Linked DNA regions of Homo sapiens: region 2 is linked to region 1. Evidence: chromatin contacts called from ENCODE Hi-C or POLR2A ChIA-PET data. All regions are on one chromosome and are shown on one strand. The core of a region is the stretch at or near the end of the contact, and the rest is flanking DNA. Distances in the headings are between cores, read along the strand shown.

The links. A loop is a pair of places that touch in the nucleus more often than their neighbours do. ChIA-PET counts read pairs that join two places held with the same protein, here RNA polymerase II (POLR2A). Pooled maps may share reads with other maps.
Region 2: a loop to region 1 is called in a map of endothelial cell of hepatic sinusoid, with 4 times the contacts of the local background. The contact joins two enhancer-like sites. A Hi-C loop is called at or near these places in 3 of 168 maps with a recorded cell type or tissue (endothelial cell of hepatic sinusoid, endothelial cell of umbilical vein and psoas muscle), 1 of 37 single-sample maps with no recorded cell type and 2 of 50 pooled maps. POLR2A ChIA-PET finds 5 or more read pairs at or near these places in 20 of 52 experiments (B cell, BJ, GM10248 and 15 more).

The regions. Positions count from the first base shown.
Region 1 is chr10:35,169,704-35,175,734 of GRCh38, forward strand. All of the region lies in intron 3 of CREM (cAMP responsive element modulator), which reads left to right. Among named protein-coding and RNA genes, the nearest start is that of CREM, 46 kb to the left of the region's middle. Within about 2 kb of position 3,033, at least 4 of the 41 ENCODE cell types and tissues checked have a DNase peak (open chromatin) inside an H3K27ac peak, as active enhancers do.
Region 2 is chr10:35,204,755-35,210,785 of GRCh38, forward strand. CREM (cAMP responsive element modulator) reads left to right here. Exons shown (of 8, transcript NM_183011.2): 7 at 2,141-2,297. Among named protein-coding and RNA genes, the nearest start is that of LINC02634, 37 kb to the right of the region's middle. Within about 2 kb of position 3,882, at least 8 of the 41 ENCODE cell types and tissues checked have a DNase peak (open chromatin) inside an H3K27ac peak, as active enhancers do.

The DNA.
Region 1 (6,031 bases), core at 1,783-4,282:
ATTCAGTATGATATTGGCTGTGGGTTTGTCATAAATAGCTCTTATTATTTTGAGATACGTCCCATCAATACCTAATTTATTGAGAGTTTTTAGCATGAAGGGCTGTTGAATTTTGTCAAAGGCCTTTTCTGCATCTATTGAGATAATCATGTGGTTTTTGTCTTTGTTTCTGTTTATATGCTGGATTACGTTTATTGATTTGCATGTGTTGAACCAGCCTTGCATCCCAGGAATGAAGCCCATTTGATCATGGTGGAGAAGCTTTTTTTTTTTTTTTGAGATGGAGTCTCGCTCTTTTGCCCAAGCTGGAGTGCAGTGGCATGATCTTCGCTCACTGCAAGCTCCATCTCCTGGGTTCACGCCATTCTCCTGCTTCAGCCTCCCTAGTAGCTGGGACTACAGGCACCCGCCACCACACCCGGCTAATTTTTTTTGTATTTTTTAGTAGAAACGGGGTTTCACCATGTTAGCCAGGATGGTCTCTATCTCCTGAACTCGTGATCCGCCTGCCTCAGGCTCTGAAAGTGCTGGGATTACAGGCGTGAGCCACTGTGTCTGGCCGGATAAGCTTTTTGATGTGCTGCTGGATTCAGTTTGCCAGTATTTTACTGAGGATTTTTGCATCGATGTTCATCAGGGATATTGTTCTAAAATTCTCTTTTTTTGTTCTGTCTCTGCCAGGCTTTGGTATCAGGATGATGCTGGCCTCATAAGATGAGTTAGGGAGGATTCCCTGTTTTTCTATTGATTGGAATAGTTTCAGAAGGAATGGTACCAGCTCCTCCTTGTACTTCTGGTAGAATTCGGCTGTGAATCCATCTGGTCCTGGACTTTTTTTGGTTGGTAGGCTATTAATTATTGCCTCAATTTCAGAGCCTGTTATTGGTCTATTCAGGAATTCAACTTCTTCCTGGTTTAGTCTTGGGAGGGTGTATGTGTCCAGGAATTTATCCATTTCTTCTAGATTTTCTAGTGTATTTGCATAGAGGTGTTTATAGTATTCTCTGATGGTAGTTTGTAATTCTGTGGGGTCGGTGGTGATATCCCCTTTATCATGTTTTATTGCATCTATTTGATTCTTCTCTCTTTTCTTCTTTATTGGAGTTTAACCTATTAACTCTACCAGTATAATTATAAGGTTGACGCTCTTGCTTATAAGTTTTGGCCTAACCAGTGAGAATGTAGAATGATAGTTCTCCAGATATAAGAGTTTTCTTTTTTAAAAGGAGACATTTGAATTCTACCTCCAGATGCGTCATTTATGCAGGTTCTCAGCCTTTATTTTAGCATTTTAATGAAAAAATTGTCTCATGAGCTTTTGGCCTGCCTAGAGTTTGGACATATGGAAGTTTCCTTGTAGTTACAGAATCTGTATAACCTATCTCCAGAATTGTAAGGATATGGTTTATGTTAGCGGGTACAAGTTCTTTTTCTGCAGCAGGTATTCTTAACCAAGCCTTTTTTTTTTTTTTTTTTTTTTTTTGTTAAGGCACAGTCTCGCTCTGTCATCCAGGCTGGAGTGCGGTGGCATGATCTCAGCTCACTGCAACCTCGAACTCCTGGGTTCAAGAAATTCTCATGCCTCAGCCTCATGAGTAGCTGGGATTACAGGTGCGCACAACCACACCCGGCTAATTTTTGTATTTTTAGTAGAGAGAGGGTTTCACCATATTGGCCAGGCTGGTCTTGAACTCCTGACCTCAGGTAATCCACCTGCCTCGGCCTCCTGAAGTGCTGGGATTACAGTCATGAGGACTTAGCCATTTTTGATAGAGTTATTGTTTAATTAAAATTCTGATAATTGTACTTGAAAGATGATTAAAGCAATGTAAAGGATGATTTATGCCTATCAGATGCCCATGAATCTTTGTTGAATTGTTTTTCTGTTCTCCATAATAATCTGATTTCTTTGAAGCTGGGCATTTCCCCACAAAAAATGAATGTGGACACCACCTGCCATCTCAACCCACAGGTCTAGTTTGTGAGAATACTTGTAGGACCCCTGGGTTTCCCCCGCTATAGTTTCAAGTACATTGTCTTCAGATACCTTATTCTATGTACTTGGAAAAAAGAGTAAAACATTGAGAGCCACTGGGATCTGACAAGCTTTGGGAGCTCCTTAATTCTAAAAAGAAAATTATTTTGATTTGAGAAAATGTAATATCTTCAGAAATTTCCACCACCCAGCTATGTGACTGCATTTTTAAAAAAGGAAAGGAACAGAGGAAAATCAAGTCACTCTACCCTCCTTACTTACCTGTGGCTTGTCCCTACACATGGTGGTGGGTGGGAGAAGTGGTGGTGGAGTACTGGGTCCTCCAGAGAGCTCAGTTTGGAATCTGGAACTAAAGATCATGTCCCAATTTCCTGAGCTGATGGGATAGAAGCTGGTCAATGAAGTCTTCTTTTTGTGTTAATTTTTTTCCTTTGTTTTCTTTTGTTTTATGTAGTTATAAAGCATAATTTCTATTTTGCCAGTCTCTGACACATGGGCTCTGTCAGGGTTACTGGATATGTTTATTTTGTCTCTGCTGCTCTACTGGAGCTGAAATCTCAGCCTGTCTGAGCAGTTCTTTAAGCTGAAAGCCAGGGTGTAGGGGCTAGATTAGTGTGGAATAGCTGTTTTCAAAGTGTGGTGTGCAGAACCCTGGGGGTGACTCTGAGACATTTTCATGAGGCTTGCTAGGTCAAAACCATTTTCACGGTGATGCTAAGATGTTGTTTTTCTTTTTCTCTGTTTTGATATCCACACTGATGGTGCAAAAACAGTGGTGGTGGGGGAGTGGTAAATTGTTGGGTGCCTTAACTCAAGTCAGTGACACAAACTGTGTTAGTATTAACTGTATTCTTCACTGCCATCCACTTGCAGTTTTTTTTTTTTTAAGTCAGTTTTACTTAAGAATATCTTTGATGAAGCAGTAAAAATTACCATTGCATTAAATCTTGACTCTGAGTACATGCTGTTTTGATATTCTGTGTCCTGAAGTGGGACAGCTGCAGAAAGCACCCCCCCGCTGCGTCCTGACGACCCATGGTGTTCTTAAGGAAAAGCACGTGTGTTATTTGAGTGCCAAGATGAATTAGCTGCCTGTTTTTCCACAGAACGTCATTTTCTTCAAAAGAATGACTAATTTCCAAATGATGGCTATTCAAACTTGAAGACATTTCCTCAAAAACAAATGAAGTGAGCTTGTCAGTTCAAGGGAAACAACTCATGGTGTTTATTGTCACAAGCTTTTAAGCCAAAACTTTGAATTTTGGAAAATCTGCATCTGCCATTGTGAGCTTGACAATATTCATAGTTTTCTGATCAAACTGGTTATACTTTAATGAAATGTGATTTATAATACTGTGTCATGAAATGTGTCCACGTTTGGAAGATCTCCTGAACTCAGTGAGCCAGTATTTTCCAAATGAATACTTCAGGATGTTACAAAATCTTACGTGGGTAAGAGATTCATCCAAAGTACAAGACAGATCAATGGATTTTAATGTAACTGATACTGTCTCAGATTGTATGTTGCAATTAATCCTTAAGAGACAATCAGTTGTCAAGTTTTGGTGTATCCATGAAGAATATCCATGATTTTCTACAGAAGCTATTATAATATTCCTCCCTTTTTCTAACACGAGTCTTTGTGAGGCCCAGATTTTCTTCACATACCAACTAAAGCAACATACTGCAACAGATTCAGTGTAGAAGTAGATATGAGAATCTGGCTATCTTCAGTTAAACCTGACATTAAAATAATTTGTAAAAATGTAAAACAGTGCTACTCTTCTGATTTTTTTGAAAATGTAATCATTTTTCATAAAATGTTATTTATGGTAGCACATACTTATTATTTTAAAATAAGTTACTATTTTTAAAATTTCTGTTTTAATTTCCAGTATGTTAAATATCAACATATATAACCAGTGGTGTGCACAGCTGGCTTGTACCAGTGAAAACCAATTGTATAATCTTTATCCGGCTTTGTGTTCAATGTCATCCATTGGCAGCTTGAAATCAGCCATAGTAGGAGTACTTACATCACAGAAGTGAGCAAACGCTACAAGTCAGTGTTCCTCCTTCTTAAGATCTAGTTAAGTGTTTACCAGCCCTCTACTGAATATCAATCACAGAAACAAAAGCTCTTTGAGGTCATCAGTAATTTTTAAGAGTGTAAAGATGCCCTGAGACTAAAATATTTGAGAATTAGTTGTGAGGAGAAAGAGTTATCTTTTGAGAGTTAGTCACTATAGAGGTGTATAATTCATACAGAGTTGCCTTTTGTGCCGGAAACATTTGTAGAATAAATCCAATGTTTTAAAACTTGCAGTTGTTAAATCTACTGGTTCCATAATGGGAGGATGTTTTTCTTTTCCCTGGAATCTAAACTAGATGATAATACTCTGGGGGTAGGTGAGCTGAATTTTCCCTGTGGGCTACATATTGGTTGCCTCTGTCCTGGTTTCACACTATCTGTCCAACTGTTATCTAGGTTTAGATCAAGCCTTCACTCAAGCTCTGGCATCTACATAAAGCCCTCACTTACTGTTTGGGCCCATACTGATCTTTCTATTCTGTACTCCTGTGATATTCATGGCCTCTAAAATGGAGCAATTCGTTCTGTACTATTTGGTGTGCCATTGTTTCTTAGGTGCTAGTTTTATTAATTCTATTTTCTAATAGTGCACCTAGTACAAGGCTCAACACCTAGGTTCTCTTACACGGATAAAACATGTTTTAACTTTTGGATTGCCAGAGAAGTTAGTTTTCCAAGGGAATGATGATGTAAATAAATCTTAGTTATTTGTTATAAACCCAGTTTTTAATAATTCTTTTCAGATATTAATATAAGTTGGAAATCATTGGTGTTCCTCAAAGTGAAGTCACACACAAAGTCTTCCTTGAAAAAATTGTTTTAGATGCTGTGGTTCTACTACCACTCATGATAGACACTGGTGACTTATTTCCAAGGTCTTTGACTCTTGAGTAAGTCATAATGAATGGTGAATCTTAGTAAAATGAGGCAAAGTTTCTGCAATTATGCTAGCCTATAGGACAGAGTTGTTTACTAATTAGAAAACCTGGCAGGTTTTGAGTCCAGAGGAGTGGTTAGTATCGTGTTTTTCTGGTAGGGATCTCTGTTGAAGGAACTCAGGGAAGTAGTGAGGAGATGGCTGTTGTGCTGATCTCTGCCCAAAGTTAAGTGATAGTTCTGGCCTCTCTGGATGCTTTAGCTAGGGAGAGGAAAAGTGTCCAGAGGCCTCATCAGCCTTCAAGGCATGAGCTTTCTCTGGGTCAGAGACACCAGGGGCTTGAAAGGTCCTGGAATTTCTTCGGCCTATGCCTTTTTAGTTATTATGAGGGCATAACAGTGACTGTGATTTTTATCAGTCTAGAGACAAAGCATCAGCTCACATCCAGAGTAACACTAGAATATCATATGTCACACATTTAATAAAAATAATTCACTGGCCAGGTACAGTGGCTCACGCCTGTAATCCCAGCACTTTGGGAGGCCAAGGTGGGCAGATCACAAGGTCAGGAGATCGAGACCATCCTGGCTAATGGGTGAAACCCCGTCTCTACTAAAAATACAAACAATTAGCTGAGCGTGGTGGCGGGCACCTGTAGTCCCAGCTACTCAGGAGGCTGAGGCAGGAGAATGGCTTGAACCTGGGAGGTAGAGCTTGCAGGGAGCCAAGATCACGCCACTGCACTCCAGCCTGGGCAGCAGAGCAAGACTCCGTCTCAAAAAAAAAAGAACCATAGTTAAGTTCTATCTCCAATTTCTCTGAAGAAGTTAGAGGGTAGTTTATACTCTGGCCTAAGAAAGGCTTCACTGTTAGTAGGCGTGAGGTCGTAGTGAGGTAGTTTAACTGCTTTAGAACTTTGTGCTTGGAACATTCTTAGCCACCGAAGTATGGGCACCAAAAGCGATAAGGAGCATGTGTTCCTTAATAAATGTCACATCAGAAAATGACTGTTCCAGGACAGTAACCACCTCCCGATGGTAAGTATCCTAGATAGTTTGTCATTTCT
Region 2 (6,031 bases), core at 2,632-5,131, 36 kb after region 1:
ATTCTTTCACCTAATTCTCAAGCCTTAGAAGGCAGAAATCTGGCATATACCCAAATAGAAGCACATAAATCAGTTAATCTTTGTTTAACTTTTTTAAACAAAGTTTCAGTGATAATATCCTATTTAGCTGACAAAGTATTTGTCTCCCATGGGTAGCATTTCACTTCTTATTCATTGGGTATAATACATTTTCATGAAATACAGAAATGCTGTGTTTTCCTCTTTTGATTGGAATTTAGTTCAGGCAATTGTTATAGAATTTGATAACTTTTTAAAAAATCTTTTTTCTTGCACTTAGCTTTGAGAGAGCATGTATTTTGTAATGTCTCATCAGAGTGACAAACTAACTCTGGACCATACGTTCTCAATGTTGAAGCGTTGGTGGTAGAAATGTTTTATCACTCGAATCCATCTGTCTTTTCTAGGAAGCTATGTTTCTTGCAGTAGACAAATTTTGAATATAAATTAGGAAACTTTGAGAACTTACTTTTAGTATTTGATCTGAATACTAAGTAAATATTAAACGCTGTATTTTAACTGTATGATTATACTATGCTTAGACAATACTTTTAAATGAATATTTACAAATGTATTATTTTCCTAGAAACCTAAGAAAGAAAAATTATCTTTCCCCAGAGAAACTAGGTTTAAGCAGAGCTTTGCTGGGTTTTTATTGTTGTTTTTTGTTTTTTTTACTGAAACTGCAGTGAGCTCAATTCCTTCCAGTGCTTCAGTGATTTTCTAGTAATGAGAATTGCACTTAAAGACATTCAGTGACTGTTTCAGGCATGATATGGAGTATAGGAAAATCTCTAAACTGAAACATTCAGAGGATGGAGATATTCTGCTTAATGGAAATTTTTGCAGTGGTGTGCTACAGTCAGCTCCTCCTGGCTTGCTAGAGCCTATTATTAAATTTTCAGGCCGGGCGTGGTGGCTCACGCCTGTAATCCCAACACTTTGCGAGGTTGAGGCAGGCAGATCACTTGAGGTCAGGAGTTCAAGACCAGCCTGGCCAACATGGCAAAACACCATCTCTACTAAAAATACAAAATTAGCCAGGTGTCGTGGTGCACGCCTGTAATCCCAGCTACTTGGGAGGCTGAGGTACAAGAATCGCTTGAACTGGGGAGGTGGAGGTTACAGTGAGCCAAGATTACACCACTGCACTCCAGCCTGGAGCCACTTAGTGAGACTCTGTCTAAAAAAAAAAGCCAGGCGCGATGGCTCACACCTGTAATCCCAGCACTTTGGGAGGCCAAGGTGGGAGGATCACGAGGTCAGGAGATTGAGACCATCCTGGCTAACACGGTGAAACCCCGTCTCTACTAAAAATACAAAAAATTAGCCAGGCGTGGTGGCAGGCGCCTGTAGTCCCAGCTACTCGGGAGGCTGAGGCAGGAGAATGGCATGAACCCAGGAGGCGGAGCTTGCAGTGAGCCAAGATCGCGCCACTGCACTCCAGCCTGGGCGACAGAGCGAGACTCCGTCTCAAAAAAAAAAAAATATGTGTGTGTATAAATATGTATATATATACATGCATATATATATGCATATATACATACACATACACAATTTACACATTAAAAACATTAGTACTCAAAACTCATAATTTCCAAGTATTTTCTCTGTGCTCTGTGGGTATTGGCATCTGTTTTGTCTGTATGCTGTGCTGCTTACCACGTGTGTGTCTTTCCAACTCTACGCTCAGGAAAGTCACCTTGGTAGCTTGAAACTGGCCATGGTGGAAGTATTTACATCGTGAGAATTACTGAACACTACACATCAGGGCTTTTTCATTGTTTTGTCCTGAGGACTGTTTCTTAAATATTTATTAGCACACCACTGACTTTAAGCTAAATGAGCATCTTAAGCTTTTGCCTTTGATAAAAACCTGTCTAAAATGCATTAGGATGCTTTTCTACCTTAAGTGTTTAGAGCATGCTAAATATCATTGTTCTAAGTGCTGAAGAAGATCTTTAATACTTGAGATTGCTATAATGCTCAGAATAATTATCTTAAACATTACAAGATCACCTCTTATGAGATGTCAAAAGTATATCATTTCCAGATCAGTTTTATGTAAAATGCCAAATTATGAATTCTTTATATAAGCTCAAAATATTTTGTTTTACTGCAGCTGCCACTGGTGACATGCCAACTTACCAGATCCGAGCTCCTACTGCTGCTTTGCCACAGGGAGTGGTGATGGCTGCATCGCCCGGAAGTTTGCACAGTCCCCAGCAGCTGGCAGAAGAAGCAACACGCAAACGAGAGCTGAGGCTAATGAAAAACAGGTGAGGTGTTGCACAGGGAATCGGTAACTTCTAGGACACTTTTTAAAAATTACAGTTTTCACCGGGCGCAGTGGCTCACGCCTGTAATCCCAGCACTTTGGGAGGCCAAGGCAGGCGGATCACAGGGTCAGGAGATCAAGACCATCCTGGCTAACACGGTGAAACCCCATCTCTACTAAAAAATACAAAAAAATTCGCCGGGCGTGGTGGCAGGTGCCTGTAGTCCCAGCCACTTGGGAGGCTGAGGCAGGACAATGGCATGAACCTGGGAGGCGGAGGTTGCAGTGAGCCAAGATCGTGCCACTGCACTCCAGCCTGGGCGACAGAGCGAGACTCCATCTCAAAAAAATAATAAAACAATATTAAATATTAATAAATGATAATAAAATAATGATAAAAATAATATCAATAAATAAAAATAAAAATAAAAATTACAGTTTTCAGCTGGGCGCAGTGGCTCCCGCCTGTAATCCCAGCACTTTGGGAGGTCAAGGCGGGCAGATCACAAGGTCAAGAGATTGAGACCATCCTGGCCAATATGACGAAACCCTGTCTCTACTAAAAATACAAAAATTAGCTGGGTGTGGTGGTGTGCACCTGTAATCCCAGCTACTCGGGAGGCTGAGGCAAGAGAATCACTTGAACCCGGAAGGCGGAGCTTGCAGTGAGCTGAGGTCGCGCCACTGGACTGCAGCCTGGGTGACAGTGAGACTCCGTCTTAAAAAAAAAAAATTACAGTTTTCATAAGCCATTTCTCCCAAGTTACATGTTGTGTGGCATTTCATGTAGGTTTGTGCTCTGTGTGTGTTATTAGATTGTCTTCCAGTCAGAATTCCTGGCTGTTAAACTATTTCATCAGCAGGAGTTACATCCCTATGTTGTAAGGGTGATGTCCAAAAGATACAGTAATTTTTAAAAATAATGATTAAAGGACTTTGTTAGAAACAAAGAGCTATTTTGTATTTAGTATTTGCTGTGAAGTAGGTGATAAGTCGAATTTTTTAGCTTCTCTCTGAGAAAAATGAAGTGTAAGTGAGGCGTTACTTTTCGACATTTTCTACATGTAGTTTCCTTTTGTCTATTTTTTAACTTTTTTTCCTCTATTACACTGAAATACATATTTAATCTGATAAATTCTAGTCAAGTGCAAATACAAAATAACAAAAAGAATTAAAATCATCCATGGCTCTAACCACTTAGGATACCTCCTATTATAGTCTATGTACTTCCAGTCAGCTCTCATTTTCTCTCACTTTTTCTTGCTCCATATCTCTGTCATTTTATTTTTAAGCAACATATTATAAAATGCTATTTTCTAAAACTTTTTAAAAATTTAAACATAAATAAAATTTTATTTAACTTGTATATTATTTATTGGTTTAGTTTTTATTATGAATAATGGTGCAAATTAATCTGATTTTCAAAAGGAACAGAATTGTCTTAGAGTTTCCCAGTAGTCTTGTCACCTTAGTCCTAATGTCAAATAATGTCCTCATTGTGTGCAGCCAGGACAGAGATTCAGCAGTGTTATCAAGGGCCCAGACTCCCGCTCCCGGCTGTGTCATCTTCAGCATGTATCATTCATTCTCATGATCACAGCGCGGCTACTGAACCTCTAGGCATTGCCTCAGACAGGAAGAAGGGCTAGAGCCAAAAATTGGGGCTAGCTGAGGTCTGGCCCAACTGCAAACCTTTCCTGGAAGATCCTCCCAGCAACTTTCACCTACATTTCATTGGCTAGAAATAGGTCTTTAGTCCCTAGCTGTACAGGATTCTGAGAAAGGTTTATTTTCGCTTTCTAAATCTCAGTTTCAGAGCAAGACAAGAGAAATGCAGATGATACCTGGCTGTTAGGTTGCTCATTATCTGTTTAGCAGATTTTAAGTGCTTTATTTCTACTGTGTGTTTAATGCTTACATGAGAATAGGTGATTATTATGCCCAGTTTACAGATGAGGACCAGAAGTTCAGAGATGTTAAGGAATAAGTTGGTCAAGATCACATGGCCCAAACTGGGCAGAACCAGGATGGGCAACCGGGCAGTCTTTATTCCAGAGCCTGTCCTCTATACCAGCATCAGGCATCTCAAAAATACCCCATGATAACCTGCAAATTTCACTTCCTGGGGAAGTGTGAGGCTTTAGTCATTCACAGATAGATCTCTTACATATTTTCTTTTTATTCTTTGATTGGCATCTATAATCGATATCTCATTATATCGTATTTCTGCCAATCCAGCAACAGTTTTTATTTCTTTCCAGCCTTGTCAGAGTTTCTTCCTTGCCTTGCACTTCCTCTCCGTGCTGAGGATACACCCAGACACATGCAAGCCTGAAAACCGAGCTCACTATTAATAGAAGAAACAGGTGTTTTCCATGGCTGAGGAGTGCTTAGGAATGTACCATCTACTGATGTGATCGGGGAAAGCTTTGTGCCTGCAACATTTTGACTCTAGTAATATGTGTGTCTGTGCATGCACACACACACATGCACACTCAAATGTAGAAGATGAAGTATGAGTATTTATAATAGCTTATTAAAGAAAATGTTTAAACACCCGCAACACCGCTATTAGGTCTTTAAATTTTTCATTTAATGGTAACCATGTTTTGTAAAATGACTATCTTCCTTCTAGGTCTAGAATTTAATATAATTTAATCATGAAAACGTTGGTATTCATAAATGAATTTCAGTGCCTTTGTGGAAAAGAGTTAAATTATGTCCCCAAATTGGCAAATGTGTGTGTTTGGATTTATTCTTAACTTTTCCAATTGCATCATTTAGATTAAATTAGTCACTATAACATTCTTTTCAATTTTACATTTTAAATTTCTTTTGTTAACCAGCTGAGAAGTCTGAGAACTTTGTATGTTCACAGGGTGAGTCCATTGTTCCTGGCTAGGAAGCAGGGGTTGATCTTTTCCTGCAGTTCATTTGGATTGAAGGTTCTTCTTTGCTGACTCTTGCTTCCATAGTGAAAACACAGATATCCACTCAGTGAGAGTCAGCTATCTTAAAAAAAAAAAAAAAATCATGTATACATCACATGTGGTTCAGGATGCTAGCTGGCATTACAGAAACTGGTGTTTAGACATTCAACACTGCTTTTTTTAACATATTTGAATGATAGTGTCTGTTTCAGTGCAGGCTTTTTTGACATGAAGGGTGATCTACCTCAAAGGCAGTTATTCTGGAATTGAATCCTCCAAAATGAGGCCAATTAAAGGGTGTCTTCTACATAGGAGTTAAGGGAAGTGGTTGCCATCCCTCCCACCCTGAAAAAAAGAAAAAGAGAAAATGTTGGCTCTATTTATTGTTTTGGTGGGGTTATGTATGAAAATGACTAAGTCAACTCATCTGTTTGTGTTGTTGCTTTGGCTACTGGTCTGTTCTTTCATTTTGGGCTTATAGTGCTTTAAAATTCAATATATTGGATATTAAATGCATGTGATTAGGAAACAGTCTTGAAATATGCCCAGAGTTACTCAGTAGCTTCTTTTTTATAATTTTAATTGTGGTGGTCTCACATTTGTGGGTTTAAATTGTCTGAGTTATTGAGTGTTGTATTTTGTAGCCCCCTTCTTTAATTTTCAGAAGCACTGTCCATTTCATTTCGGTTTATAAAAATGCACATCTTTTGTTTATTGTTATGATTTATCCATGTGTGTTTTCTAGCCAATAAACTGTGTCTTGCAGTCATGATTGATCTTGTTTTACTGAGATTTAGTTTTGAAG